Regions from separate parts of the Homo sapiens genome. Here region 2 is linked to region 1. A link is a loop called in an ENCODE intact Hi-C map of the cell type or tissue named here. Cell type or tissue: IMR-90. All regions are shown on one strand.

The links. Hi-C counts contacts between places; a loop is a spot of excess contacts. Peaks named below come from ENCODE experiments on the same cell type or tissue, not always from the same donor. Only the 100,000 strongest peaks of a DNase experiment are listed, where the experiment ranks them.
Region 2: a loop joins it to region 1, with 2.1 times the contacts of the local background. A loop is called at or near these places in 2 of 110 quality-filtered maps.

Annotation. Positions count from the first base shown.
Region 1 is chr13:100,211,899-100,219,898 of GRCh38, reverse strand. All of the region lies in intron 7 of PCCA (propionyl-CoA carboxylase subunit alpha), which reads right to left. Among named protein-coding and RNA genes, the nearest start is that of PCCA, 130 kb to the right of the region's middle. In IMR-90, no CTCF peak of the experiment used is centred here; DNase peaks (open chromatin) are centred at 4,788 and 7,838; H3K27ac peaks cover 1,853 bases.
Region 2 is chr13:100,158,693-100,166,692 of GRCh38, reverse strand. The region is part of intron 6 of PCCA (propionyl-CoA carboxylase subunit alpha); the gene reads right to left. Among named protein-coding and RNA genes, the nearest start is that of PCCA, 74 kb to the right of the region's middle. RefSeq lists enhancers at 6,429-6,928, 6,929-7,430. In IMR-90, no CTCF peak of the experiment used is centred here; a DNase peak (open chromatin) is centred at 3,102.

The DNA.
Region 1 (8,000 bases):
TGAAGATAAAACTAGATGCTCCCACTCCAAAAATTAAACACCAGTCTTTTGATAAAGAAACCTGCAGAGATTGTAAGAAGAAATTACAATGGAAAAATAATTGTTCTGTTTTATTCAAGAGAATTGGGAAAAAATGATAGTAGGCAAATGTTCTAACAGCAAATCAAGTACCCATTTCTCCTTTTACTCTTCAACTCACAAGACGAATTTTCACTAATTATTAGCGGAGAAACAAGTAAAAATTTTATTGATATGGGTGGCAGTATATTTACCTTAATTCCTGCCATTGTTCCACAAGCTCTCCCTCGGAATCAACAAACTACTCAGTTGACAGATATGGATAATACCCGTCACATTTCCCATGTCCCAGCACACAACGGTCACCTTTGGACCTTTAGCCAAGAAACATTCCCTTCCTAGGAGACACTACATTCACTAATTTCATAAGGAAAAATCTCCCGTGTAAACAGAATTTCCAGATCAAACACTCTCCTGATGGTCTCTTCCTTGAACCCTTGAGGACTCCACCATTCATCATCAAGCCAGAAATAATTTGGACAGTGACACATCAGTATTCTTGGGAATAAATCAAGTCCAAATTGAAGATATCAAAAAGGCAACATTCCTCATCAAAAAAATATATAATTATACTGGTAGAAATATTCAGGCTGAGTAGATCAAGGTTCATAATGACACATCCAAACCCCTACCCAAATTCACACAAATGTCTAAAACAAAAAGGTAAAGAGGACAAGACCTCATAAGGAAATAATAATAATAATTTCATCATACACTGCTCAGGGGTTTGCAAGGCTGCAATCAGGGAGTGAACCAGGCTGCATTGTCACTGGAGACTCAAATGGGGAGAAATTTGCTGCCAAGCTCTTTCAGGTAGTTGGCAGAATTATGTCCTTGTAGCTGCATGATGAAGGACCCCAGCCTTTTGCTAGCTCTTGGGTAGAGACTGTCCTTACATAGATCCTTAGAATCTGCCCACCATTCACTGCCAAGTAGGCTTCCTTAATATGGCTGCTTACTTTATCAAGCCAGCAAAAAGAATCTTGTTCTCTAGTCTGTTAAGATCAAGTACTATATAATGAAACATAATCACAAGAGTGACACCCAACCACTTTGCCACATAATGTAATTGAATGCAGTGACATCCCATCACTTTTGCCATATAATGCAACCTAATTAAGGGAGTAATATCACATCACCTTTGCCATATTCTATTAGTTAGAGAAGCAATTCACAGGTTCTACCCAAATTGAAGAGGAGTGGATTATACAAGAGGAAGGGAGTACATAAAGGTTTGGATGCCTGACAGTTCCTCAAAAAGCTGAACAAAGAATTACCACATGACCCAGGAATTCCACTCTTGGGTACATACCCCAAATAACTTAAAAAACAGACATATGGCTGGGCGCAGTGGCACGCGCCTGTAATCCCAGCACTTTGGGAGGCCAAGGCGGGTGGATAACCTGAGGTCAGGAGTTCAAGACCAGTCTAACATGGTGAAAACCCGTCTCTGCTAAATACAAAAAAAAAAAAAAACAACCCATAGCCAGACATGGTGGTGGGTGCCTGTAATCCCAGCTACTTGGGAGACTGAGGCAGGAGAATCACTTGAACTCAGCAGAGGTTGCAGTGAGTCAAGATCACGCCACTGCACTCCAGCCTGGGCAACAAGAGTGAAATACCATCTCAAAACAAACAAATATATAAGCAAATACTTGCATACAAATATTTGTAGCAATACTAATTGCAATGGTCAAAATGTAACCCAAATGTCTTTCAACTAATGAATGGATTTTTTTTTTTTTTTAGACAGAGTCTTACTCTGTTGCCCAGGCTGGAGTGCAGTGGTGCCATCTCAGCTCACTGCAACCTCCTCCCCCAGGGTTCTAGTGATTCTCCTGCCTCAGCCTCCCGAGTAGCTGACATTACAGGGCCTGCCACCACGCCCAGCTTATTTTTTTCTATTTTTAGTAGAGTCGGGATTTCACCATGCTGGCCAGGCTGGTCTTGAACTCCTGACCTCAGATGGATTTTTTTAAGTGGTATATTCATACAATTGAATATCACTCAGCCACACACACACAAAAAACCTCCGCCCCCAGGGTTCTAGCGATTCTCCTGCCTCAGCCTCCCAAGTAGCTGACATTACAGGTGCCTGCCACCACGCCCAACTAATTTTTTTGTATTTTTAGTAGAGACAGGGTTTCACCATGTTGGCCAGGCTGGTCTTGAACTCCTGACCTCAGGTGGATTTTTTTAAGAAGCATATTCATACAACTGAATATCACTCAGCCACACACACACACACACAAAAACTGATACATGCTATAACATGGATACTATATTTTGCTTGGTTGAGTCCAATGTTAAGTCTATCTAAAGTCCTTATTTTCATATATTTGCAGTTACAGAATTTCTATTTAATTTTTTTTTTTTTGAGATGGAGTCTCGCTCTGTCACCCAGGCTGGGGTGCAGTGGCATGATCTCGGCTCACTGCAAGCTCCACCTCCTGTGGTCCAGCGATTCTCCTACTCAGCCTCCCGAGTGGCTGGGATTACAGGTGCGCACCACCACGCCCAGCTAATTTTTCTATTTTTAGTAGAGACGGGGTTTCATCATGCTGGCCAGGCTGGTCTCGAACTCCTGACCTCATGATCCACCCACCTCGGCCTCCCAAAGTGCTGGGATTACAGGCGTAAGCCACTGCACCCAGTCTTGTATTTAATTTTTAAAATAGATTCAAATTCTCTTGTGAAATTCTTGTTTTTTTTAGACAGAGTTCCGCTCTTGTTGCCCAGGCTGGAGTGCAATGGCGTGATCTCGGCTCACTGCAACCTCCACCTCCCAGGTTCAAGGGATTCTCAGGCCTCAGCCTCCCGAGTAGCTGGGATTACAGGCACCTGCCACAACACTCAAATATTTTTTGTATTTTCAGTAGAGACGGGGTTTCGCCATGTTGATCAGGCTGATCTTGAACTCCTGACCTCAGGTGATCCGCCCACCTCGGCCTCCCAAAGTGCTGGGATTACAGGCATGAGCCACCATACCCGGATGAAATTCTTTATATACTTATCTATTTTCTCCATATTTTCCTTGGATTTCTTTAGCATATAAATCGTAGTTATCTCAGCCAATTCCAATATCTGAAGCATATGTGGATATGTTTCTATTGTCTTTTAATTTTTTCTCTTGGTTTTTGGTTTCTTTTGGTGCCTCTAATAGATGTGACTAAACAATATGTACTAAATGGCAACGTATATAAAATGAGTATATGTATAAAATTTATCTCCTAGAATATTATTCATTCAACAAATACCTAGTGAGCACTGACTGAGCATTGACTTAAGCACTGACAATATGTCAGGCACCATGTGCATGTGATACAGTAATAAAGAGAGCAGCATCCCTGCCATCAGAAGCTTACGCTCCGTGTAGGAAGGAGACATTTACCTAATACTGAAATGGCCTGTAAGGCCCTAAAAATCTAAGCTCCCTACTACACCATTATCTTTTTTTACCTTATCTCTAAATTGTCTCTCTCGATGATTCCAATCACATGCTTCCTCGGTGTTTATTCAGTAGCAGGTACACTTCAACCTCAACCAACAATCTTGCGCTTGTTATTCTTTCTGCCTAATATGCTTTGCTCTTCTCCAGGATAGCAACATGACTTGTCCTGCCACTTCCTTAGATGGTCTGCTAAACATGCACTTGGCCCTCTATATCCTTGGGTTCTGTATCCATGGATTAAACCCAAAAAAGGGAAGGGGAAGGGAAAGGGGAAGGAGAGGGGAAGGGGAAGGGGAGGGGAAGGGGAAGGGAAAGGGAGGAAAATTAAAATACTGCATATTTTAAAACACAGTGGGACAACTATTTACATAGCATTTACATTGTTTTAGGGTATTATAAGTAATCTAGAGATGATTTAAAGTATACGGCAGGGCTGCGCACAGTGGCTCACACCTGCAATCCCAGCACTTGGGAGGCCAAGGCAGGTGAATCACTTGAGGTCAGGAGTTCAAGACCAGCCTGGCCAACGTGGTGAAACTTCATCTCTACTAAAAATACAAAAAACAGCTGGGCATGGTGGTGCATGCCTGTAATCCCAGCTACTTGAGAGGCTGAGGTGGGAGAATTGCTTGAACCCAGGGTGGACGGAGGTTACAGTGAGCCGAGATCATGACACTGCACTCTAGCCTGGGCAATAAAGTGAGACTCCACCTCAAAAAAATAAATATATAAAAATAAAAAATAAAATAAAGTATACAGAAGGATGAGCGTAGGATATATGCAAACACTACCCCATTTCATATAAGGCACTTGAGCATCAACAAATTTTGGTATCTGAGGGGGTAGGTCTTGGAACCAATCCCTTGTAGATATGAAGACATGCCTGTATATAAAATTGTGAATATAGCCCCACCTTCCAGCAGTCTTTTTCTCTTATGTTTCAACATAGAACATATGTTTTATTATTTATCATCTGTTTCCTTCTATAGTGTAAGCTCCTTGAGGGCATAAAAATATGTTCAGTCTCTTTTGTTCACTACTATATCAACAGCACTTCAAACAGTGTCAGACAAATTGCGTGCACTTGGTAAATATCTACTGAATAGATGAATGAATAAATGATTTAAAATGTGATGAGTTAAGTGTAGGGTCCTAAGGAAAAATACAGCAGAGAGCCTAATCTAATGAAGACAGTTAAGGAATGCCTATGTGAGGAATTTACATTTAAGCCAAGACCTAAACAATGACTAAGAGACAATCAGGAATGAAGACAGAAGCAGATATGACTAAGCACATAAGTTTCAAGAATCTGAACGATGTCAAGTATGGCGGATACATACAATGCAAAGGATAGACTGGCACAGTATCAGTTTGGAGAGCTAAGCAAAATCCAACCATTTAAAACATTTATATGAGTAGTCATTCAAAAGTTATTAAAGATAGGCATACGATCAAATCTGGATTTTTGGTCACTCAAACTGAAGTATCATTAATTAATGGATGGGAATTCCTATATGCCAACAGTGAAGACGATATCAAGAAAATAATCCCATTTACAATAGCTATGAATAAAATAAAATAAAATAAAATACCTAGGAATAAACTTAACCAAAGAAGTGAAAGGTCTCTACAATGAAAACTATAGGCCAGGTTCAGTGGCTCATGCCTGTAATCCCAGCACTTTGGGAGGCAGAGGTGGGTGGATCACAAGGTCAGGAGATCAAGACCATCATGGCCAACATGGTAAAACCCCGTCTCTACTAAAAACAAAGCAAAAATTAGTTGGGCGTGGTGGTGCATGCCTATAGTCCCAGATACCAGGGAGCCGGAGGCAGGAGAATCGCTTGAACCCGGGAGGCAGAGGTTGCAGTGAGCCGAGATTGCACCACTGCACTCCAGCCTGGCAACAGAGCGAGGTTCCATCTAAAAAAAAAAACACACACACACACACACAAAAAAACAACTATAAAACGTTGATGCGAGAAATTGAAAAGGACACAAAAGATGCAAAGAGATTCTACATTCATGGGTTGGAAGAATCAATATTGTTAAAATGTCCATACTACCTAAAGCAATCTACCGATTCAATATAATCCTTATCAAAATACCAATGACAATCTTCACAGAAATAGAAAAAAAAATCCTAAAATTTATATAGAACCACAAAAGACCCAGGATAGGCAAAGCTATCCTGAGGAAAATGAACAAAACTGGAGGAATCACACTACTTGACTTAAAATTATACTACAGAGCTATAGCAATCAAAACAGCATAGTACTGGCATAGACCAATAGAACAGAATAGAGAACCCAGAAATAAATCCATATATCTATAGTGAATTCACTTGACAAAGGTGCCAAGAATATACCTTAGGGAAAGGACGGTCTCTTCAATAAATGGTGCTCGGAGAACCGGATAACCAGATGCAGAAGAACAAAACTAGACCCTTATCTCTTGCCATATACAAAAATCAAATCAAAATGGATTGAAAATTTAAACCTAAAACCTCAAATTATGAAACTACCAAAAGAAAACATTGCAAAAACTCTGTAAGATGCTGGTCTGGGCAAAAATTTCTTGAGTAATTCCCCACAAGCCCAGGCAAGCAAAGCAAAAATAAATAAATGGGGTCACATCAAGTTAAAAAGCTTCCACACAGCCAAGGAAATCAACAGTCAAGAGACAACTCATGGAATGGGAGCAAAATATTTGCAAACTATCCATCTGACAAGAGATTAATAACCAGAATATATAAGGAGCTCAAACAACTCAACAAGAAAAAAAATCTAATAATCCAATTTTTTAAATGGGCAAAAGATCTGAATAGACATTTCTCAAAAGAAGACATACAAATGTTAAACAGGCATATAAAAAGGTGCTCAACATCACTGATCATCAGAGAAATGCAATACAATGAGAGATCATCTCACCCCAGTTAAATTGGCTTTTATCCAAAAGACAGGCAATAACAAATGCTGGCGAGGATATAGAGAAAAGGGAACTCTTGTATAGTGTTGGGGGGAATGCAAATTAGTAAAGCCACTGTGGAGAACAGTATAGAGGTTCCTCAAAACACTAAAAATAGAGCTGCCATATGATCCAGCAATCCCACTGCTAGGTATATACCCAAAAGAAAGGAAAGCAGTCTATCAAAGAGATATCTACACTACCATGTTTACCACAACACTATCCACAATAGCCAACATTTGGAAGCAACCTAAATGTCCATCAACAGACGAATGGATTTTTAAAATGTGGTACATATATACAATGGAGTACTATTCAGCCACCAAAAAGAATGAGGTCCTGTCACTTGCAACAACATAGATGGAACTGGAGGACATTATGTTAAATGAACTAAGTCAGACATAGAAAGACAAATTTGACATGTTCTCACTCATCTGTGGGAGCTAAAAATTAACATAGTTGAACTCACAGTGATAGAGAGTAGAATGATGATTGCCAGAGGCTGGGAAGGGTAGTGGGGAGGAGTGGGGGTGGGTGATGTGGGGATGGTTAATGGGTACAAAAATGGGTCCAGTTAGATAGAATGGGTAAGATCTAGTATTCGACAGCACAACAAAGTGATTACAGTCAACAATAATTTATTGTACATTTTTAAATAACTAAAAGTATATTAGACTGTTTGTAACACAAAGACATTATAAATACTTGAGGTGAAGAATTTTTAAAAAATTAATTGGATGGAAGCAAGAATGACTACAAGGAGACTAATTAGAAGGCAGATGAAGTAATCCAGACTAGATGATAGTAGCTGGAATCTGGGGTTGGTTAGTACGGGCAAAGAAAGAAGTAAATGGATTAGAAAGCTATCTGAGTGAATTCTCCACAGTCGCATTTGTTAAGAATTACTCTATGTTTCTAGCCACCACCTTCCTAGGCGGAAAAGAATGAAGGATAAGAATTTTAGAGCAGGGATAGGCAAACTTTTTCTTAATGGATCAGGAAGTAAATATTTTAGGCTTTGTGAGTCACATAGTCTACTATGTGTCCCATGTAGTTGAGTCTACTCCACATATTGAGTCTACTACTCAGCTCTACCACTGTAGTGGAAAAGCAACCACAGACAATATGTAAAGGGATGAACATGGTTGCCCTCCAATAAACCTTTATTTATAAAAATAGGTGTGCATGGGCTATAGTACCAATCTCTAGTTTCAGGAGAAAGATGAGTTCAGCTTTTAATTGTTAGTTTCAAGGTGCCTCAGAGGCATCAAGTAGTGAGAGCTATATAAGAAGCAACTGGATATGTAATCCTGAAGTTCAGAACAGATACATACATTTGAGATTGGTCAGAAAAGTGGCAATAGGCCAAGTGTAGTGGCTCATGCCTGTAATCCCAGCACTTTGGGAGGCCGAGGGGAAGGACTGCTTGAGCCCAGGAATTTGAGACCAGTCTAGGCAAAATAGTGAGACCCCCGTCTCTACAAAATATAAAAAAGTAGGCAGC
Region 2 (8,000 bases), 53 kb after region 1:
ATGTCCACCAACAGATGAATGGCTACTAAAAATATGGTGGTAAACCCATACAATGGAATAAAAAGAAATGAATGCAGCAATAAAAAGGAATGCAGGCTAGGCACGGTGGCTCACACCTGTAATCCCAGCACTTTGGGAGGCTGAGGCAGGCAGCTCACTTGAGGCCAGGAGTTCGAAACCAGCCTGGCCAACATGACAAAATCCCGTCTCTACTAAAAATACAAAAATTAGCTGGGCATGGTGGTGCACACCTGTAATCCCAGCTACTTGGGAAGCTGAGGCACAAGAATTACTTGAGCCCAGGAGGCGGAAGTTGTGCCACTGCACTCTAGCCTGGGCAAAAGAGGGGAAACTCTGTCTCCAAAACAAAACAAAACAAAACAGGGAATGAAGTACTGACACAATTACATGCATCAATTTCAAAATAATTTTGCTGGGTGAAAAAAAAATCCAAAAAACAGCATAACTTGTGTTATTCCACCTATATAAAATTCTAGTAAATGCAAAATAATCTATGATAAGAAAACAGATCAGTAGTTGCCTAAAGGGGAAGAGGAAGGCTAGGAAGTGGCCGAAAGAGCCAGCGAAGGAGCACCAGGAAGTCTTTGGAGTTGAAGGATACATTCTTTATTCTGATTGTGATTATGATTTCATAAGTGTACACATATAAGTGTACAATTAATTTCTTATATATGTGCACTTTATTGAATAGCAATTATATTTCAATAAGGCTTTCTTGGAAAAGCTGTAAATGAATAATGAACTCTGGTTTATTTTTTTATTGTACTTATTTACTTATTTATTTTTTTGAGACAGGGTCTTGCTCTGTCACCCAGGCTGGATTCATAGCTCGCTACACCCTCAAACTTCTGGCCTCAAGTGATCCTCCTATCTCGGCCTCCCAAAGTGATGGGATTATAGGTGTAAGATACCACACCTGGCCTGAACTCTGCTTTAAAAACTGCATGCTGAAGTGTACAGGAGAGTGAATTGTACTATTATCTACAACTTAAGTTGACGTGCAAAATGAAAATGAGATTGATAGATGAGTAGAGGAAAACACAAATGAATAAATATGTTAAAAACAAATAAGAAAATGTTAATTATAGAATCTACTGGCATTTGTAGTAGTACAATTCTTCAAACTTTTCTGTATTTCTTAAATTTTTCATTAAAGAAAATGTGAGGGGAAAAAATATTAATACTCCCACAAGTCTGTGCAATAGGTCTCTGGCAGTAACACTAGACTAACAAGCATAAACATATTGGTTAGGAAGATACTGTCAAATTAAACCTCTTAAACTTATGTAAAGCGGACATTACAAATATCCAATGAGTCAACTAATTACCCAGAGCTTGCATTAAGGAAAGGCATGATTTGGTGGTTATTAAAAACAATAAAACAATGGGAATGAGAAATGGTACAGCCACTATGGAAAACAGTAGGGCAGAACCTCAAAAAGTTAAACATAGAATTACCATAGGACCCAGCAATTCCTCTCCTAGCTATATACTAAAAAGAAGCAAAAGCAGGGACCCAAACAGATACTTATACACCAGTGTTCATAGCAGCATTATTCACAACAGCCAAAAGGTACAAACAGCCCAAATGTCCATCAACAGGTGATGAAGAAACAAAATATGGTATATCCACAGAGTAGACTATTATTCAGTCTTAAAGAGGAAGGAACTTGGATGAACCTTGAAAATATTATGCTGAGTGAAATAAGCCAGACATAAAAGAACAAATCTTATATGATTCCACTTATGTGAGGTACCTAGAATAGGTAAACTCACAGAGACAGAAAGTAAAAGGAAGGTTACCAGGGGCTAGGAGTAGGTGGGAAATGGGGAATTAGTGTTTAATATGTACAGTTTCAGTTTGGGGTGATTATAAAGTTCTGGAGCTGATGATTGCAAAACATTGTGAATAAAATTAAAGCCACTGAGCCACACTCTTAAAATTGGTGAAAGGGTAAATTTTATGTTATGTCTGCTTTACCACAATAAAAATACATATGTAATTTTAAAAGACAACATTTTTTAAATGGACCAAAATAAAATGAGTCTTAATTTCAACTGAATGATATTTGGATCTGTGAAAGTTGATTACATGAATTGGGTCATTCTTGTATACCCAACTACATAAGAGTCAAGGAGTCAGGGGAAAAAAGCACTCAGGGCACATAGCACAGGCTCCAAGAACTGAACTATCCAGAGGCCCAGTTGCTGAAACAGCCTGCTGTAACCCTAAGACCAGCTTTACCTAGTAACTGCTGAAACAACCTGCTATCACTCTAAGACTAGTTTTTAAACTACCACTGCCACTCTCCTATCCGAGCCTGCCAGCTCCCAAAGCTTTTCAAGTACCAATGAACTTTCTTTCAAAATAATCAGTAACATTTTTTTTCTATCTAATAAAACCTTCAACCTTCTCTTTGTTCCTTGGATATACTGAAGACCCCATGTGTATGTCTCAAATTCCAATTCTGTGATTCTCAAATAAAATATTTAATCTAGAGATTTGTCTCTATATTTTAAATTTGACAGATCAATTTAAAGAAATGTCCTAACTCACCTCAACATGTTTATAACAAAATTATAACATTTTCACATAGAATTTATAATACATGCAGATGAAATACATATGACAACTATAACATAGAGGATAGTGATGGGAAGAGAAGGAGGATGGACTATATGATCGCAAAATTTCTACATTTTACTTGAAATGGTATCATATTAGCTCTAACTAGAATATGAAATGTTAGGATGGATATTGCAATCCTAGAAAAAACACTGAAAAATAGATAGATCCAATAGATAAATTTTAATGGAATTTCAAAAATTACTAAAATAATCCAAGTCAGAAAAGGAAAACAGAAGGAAAAAAAGGGGAGACTGAGAGAAAACAAATAATAAAATGCTAGACATAAATCCAACCACCTTGATCATTTATTAAATGTTAATGGATTTTACTGACATTGCATAGCAGTGATGGTTACATAACTCTGTGACTATACTACAAATCACTCAATTGTATACTTTTAAAGGGTGAGCCTGATGACACATGAATTAAATCTCAATAAAGCTGCTATTTAAGAAAATACACTAAGGCAAACTAAAGAAGAAAAAACTTCATAGTCTAAACACTACAATTTAAAAATAGAGACCATCAGAATTATTTCAAAAGCATGACACAACTACATCCTGGCTACAAGAAACACACAGTATTTTCAACATAAAATCACAGATGGAGAAATACATATCATGCAAATAGTAAGAATAAAACACAATCTTCAGAGGCCGACATTAAACAACCTGTCCAAGATCACACAGCTACTAAGTGGCAGAGAAAGAATTTAGCTGTCATTCTGACTCCAGAATGAGCTAATAGATACATAGGGCAGTAAGGAGAGAGCGTAATAGGAAAACTAGAACGTAACACTTCAATCTGTTTTAACCTCAAGCAAAGGGAAAAAAATCCCAGCCTCATCAAATCCCAGACTTTTCCTATTGAAACCACTCCCCAAAATCCCACAAGCCCTAAAAGTATCTGACCTATCTACATCCTTAAAAGACTCCCTAACTGTAAAGGGAGAGTTTTCCTTTTTCAGGCATTCACTTTAGAGCATTTAGTATTCCACATCGCATTCAAAATCTTCAAATATTCTAAAAGCTGACCTTAAGCCAACATATAGGAAAGGAAACGTTCTCAAACATTTCAAAAGATATTCTGTCATAATAAGGGTTTTATGAAGTTGCATTCATTAGTTCTTATCAATTCTTTTGAACATCACATATGTACAAGTCACAACTAGAAAAATATTATAAAATTATTATGAAAAGGAAAAAGGAGTCACAGAACTTTCTCCTCCAAATCCAGGGAGACTTTATTAGTTCCACTTAAGAATATCAACGAGTGGTTAAAGGCATCAATATCTCTATGCTGTAGCTCTGGCACTCAGTTAACTGAGCAAAGCTCACTCAGTTACCTTACTTAGTAAGTTAGCAAATCCAAGTGAGGATTTGCCTTCACTGGCATCCAAGTTACAAGATGAGAAAAACAAAAGAAACAACTCTACTTTTTAGATCTCTATGATGATACACCAATGGGGAAGAGGGGAAGGAAGCAGAAAGAGAGAAGCCTCCACCAACAGCAAGAACAGATGCCAGCTAAAGCTATCGATCAAAAACAAATACCACTAACGGCCCAGCCCAGTTCCAATGCATCTGAGAGTCAGTCTGGAACATATACTAAACAACGGATCCATACTCTCTCATTTACCAGCTATGTGACACTGGACAAGGCATTTATTTAAACTTTCAGAGATTGTTCTCTCTTCCATAAAACCAAGAATAAAAATAAGAATACATCATAAGTTGTCATAAAGATTAAATAACTTACCTGCAGGTAGGTATTCCATACTTATTTTTAAAAGCCTAGGGACCACTGTTTTCTTATATAAGAAAAGTTCTATGCCACTTCTTTTCATATAAAAAAAGTAAGTCCTACTTAAGCAACTAAGAGTATCTTACAAAACAAATGATAGCAAAATTCTAGCACACGCAGACAGACAGACACACACACACACACACACACACACACACATACAGACACACATGCTCCAGAAGGTAACAGTGGTGACCTCTAAAGACTTAAATTGGGGTCTTGTTTCGAAGGTTCAAAGATGGAAAGAAATCCTAATTTTCAATGTTTTCATGTGCTTAAATTTCTTAGCATTTTACATTCTCAAAAATTAAAAATTTTAAGATACTAAAATCAAAGGTCTGTGTCCAAAATGGAAAATATAATAATGTTAATAAGAAAATTTATGTCATTAAAATGATGTCTACACAAAATACACTACAGTAACAATTCTCAACCCTTCTTAAGCTGCGATATATAAAAATAATGTATTTCCATGAGCTATGCAGATTATAGCCCATATAGTGAAAATAAGAGTTATAAACAACCCTGGGCTTGCAAGGTCTAAGTCTCTCCTATTTTTTCCTACTCAAATAAAAAAAAAGTCCAAATATGAATGAGTAGAGTATCATATGGATCATTTTTAATCCACTTTATTTTATAAACAAAAAAATTGTTAAACAAAGTCACTGGCAAACTTGCTAACTTCAGAATTTTAGTATTAGTTACAAAGTGCTTACAACACACTTTAAACTATAACACATCATGGACTGCAGCCTTGTAACTGAGGACCAATGACCCTGCAGGGAAGCCACCATTCTCCACATTTTACTTTTGAACACTTTCTAAATTTTGCTATTATGAAACACCTTACCATGAACATTTTCTCAAGTATATCTTTGTAAGTGAGATTCTTAAGGGTGGAACTGTTAAATTAAAGAACATATAGATGTTTTAAATTTTGATAAATACTAGCAAATTTCTGGGGGCCGGGGGAGGTCTGAAACAATTTACACTTCCAGGAACAAAACTATGTGACCCTTGCCCACACTGGATGCCACAGCTATTTAAAAGGTTTTTGGTTAACCCAGTGGCTATTTTAAAAATTACCTCTCATTTTACAGTAGTTACATGTCTTATCTTGCTAAAAACTCAAGAAAGAAAGAAGATAAAAGAGCACAATCGCCAAACCTCACACGCTCAGCACAGTTCCCTCCTATGCTTTCAACGCTGAGCATCCTGATGGAACTCACTATCCATCTACATATACGTGTATCTTTCAAGTACACAGATAGGATCCAAACACAAAACACAAATTCTAACATATGTTTCTCTTGAAACTAATTACTATAACTTATGCTATGTTACCTGAAATGACAAGGTATGATAATATGATTAAAACAACATAGAAAAACCAGAAAGAAAACACAGAATACTAAGAAATATCTTCAAGCCAACATCCCATTTTTCCAGAGAAGGTAGTTTCACGTTTCAAAGCTCTTTGTAAACTCTGTTAAGATGTCTTTGCCTCATCCTAACAATCCTCATAGTCTCCCATGGATGGTCCTTTAATGCTCATAATAAAAGAAGCCTGCAGGGAAAATACAGAATAGAAAACAGCTTGGAAATAAAATCTGTTAGCTCAGCACATTAAAATTATTGAAAATTGCTATTTTTATGAGGATTATGTGTAGCTTTGTTTTTTCTATGAACTATCTAAGCAATAACAAAAAGACATGATCTTTTTTTTTTTTTCTTTTTTAGACAGAGTCTCGCTCTGTTGCCTAGGCTGGAGTGCAGTAGCGTGATCTCAGCTCACTGCAACCTCCACCTCCCGGGCTCAAACGATTCTCCTGCCTCAGCCACCCACGTAGCTGGGATCAAAGGCTCGTGCCACCATACCTGGCCAATTTTTATGTTTTTAGTAGAGATGGGGTTTCGCCATGTTGTCCAAGCTGGTCTCGAATTCCTGACCTCAAGTGATCTGCCCACCTCAGCCTCCCAAAGTGCAGGGATTACAGGCATGAGCCACCGCGCCCGGCCCACATGATCTTTTTCAAGTCATGGACAGCAGGGACTGTATAAAATCCAATCCCACTTCGCGTAAACTCAGCATAAAAAATTATCAGTCTTGTAAAGTTTGGTGTGTTTTTACATTGGGGGAATTTGGCCTATTGTACACTTTCTAAAGCAAATACACAGCAGTTATGCAAAAAAAATCAAAAAATCATTTTAGTCCTGGATATTAAGTAAAAACAATGTATCAGATAAAGCACAAATCATTTTTCCAAAAACAAAAACATTCCAATCAAACTGAAACAAAAAGTCCAAGGAAAGAAATTACTTCTCAACAGAAGGATCTAGAACCCTTTCCCCGCAGAGGCTGCATATGAACTGTGCCTTCAAGGGCAGGCAGCAGTTAGACACGGTGGGTGGGAGGCCAGGCACACCCACCCAGAGAGAGTGAGGAAAGCACTGAGGGCAGAGCCAGCCACGCATGGGAGCAGCGCACAGTCAGGCTGGGTGGAGGCACAGCACTGATAAAAGGGAAATGGGGAAATAGGTTTGGAAAGAAAACTCGTGTGAAAGAAAGGAGGAGGTTGTATATTCTACAGGTTTTTCTCTAATGTAGAACCCCAGATGGAAATCATCCTTCTTACTTTCATTTACAAAGATATTGATCTTATCTCACAGTATTTTCTTCCCTGAAGTGAAGTTATTTGTGTATCAACTTATTTTCCGTAACATGACTATGAGCACCCAGGACTCATAGCACCCATGGACTGCAGCATTCTGCGCGGGAACCAGATTGGATTCATTTTTATTAATATATCCTTCTCAAAGGCCTTAAACAGACTTTAAAGAAGCATTTTTTGGCCAGACACAGTGGCTCACGCCTGTAATCCCAGCACTTTGGGAAGCTGAGGTGGGCGGATCACGACATCAGGAGTTCAAGACCAGCCTGACTAAAATGGTGAAACCCCGTCTCTACTAAAAATACAAAAATTAGCCAGGCGTGGTGGTGTGTGCCTGTAATCCCAGCTACTCAGGAGGCTGAGGCAGAATAGCTTGAACCCAGGAGACAGAGGTTGCAGTGAGCCGAGATCATGCCACTACATTCCAGCCTGGGTGACAGAGCAAGGCTATGTCTCAAAAAAAAAAAAAAAAAAAAAAAAAAAGGCAGCATTTTTTTAATAACTGAAAAAATGCATAAACTGTATATAATATTATATATAATATATAAAATAAATAAATGTATTAACTGTATAGGAATAAATGTATAATACTGGCACCACATCACTTATCCTACTCATATAATTTGGATTTGGATATTCATTTATAGCAGGAGTTCCCAAACTTTTTGTATAAAGGACCATAGAAAAAGTATTTTAGGCTTGATAGGCCAAATGGTCTCTGTCACAACTACTCAACTCTGCTGTCACAGGACAAAAGCAGCATAGACAATGCATAAATGAAAGAGCATGGCTGTGTTTCAATAAAATTTTATTGACAAAAACAGGCAGCAGGCTGCATTTGTCCTGTGGACTGTAGTGTGCCGACCTCTCATCTA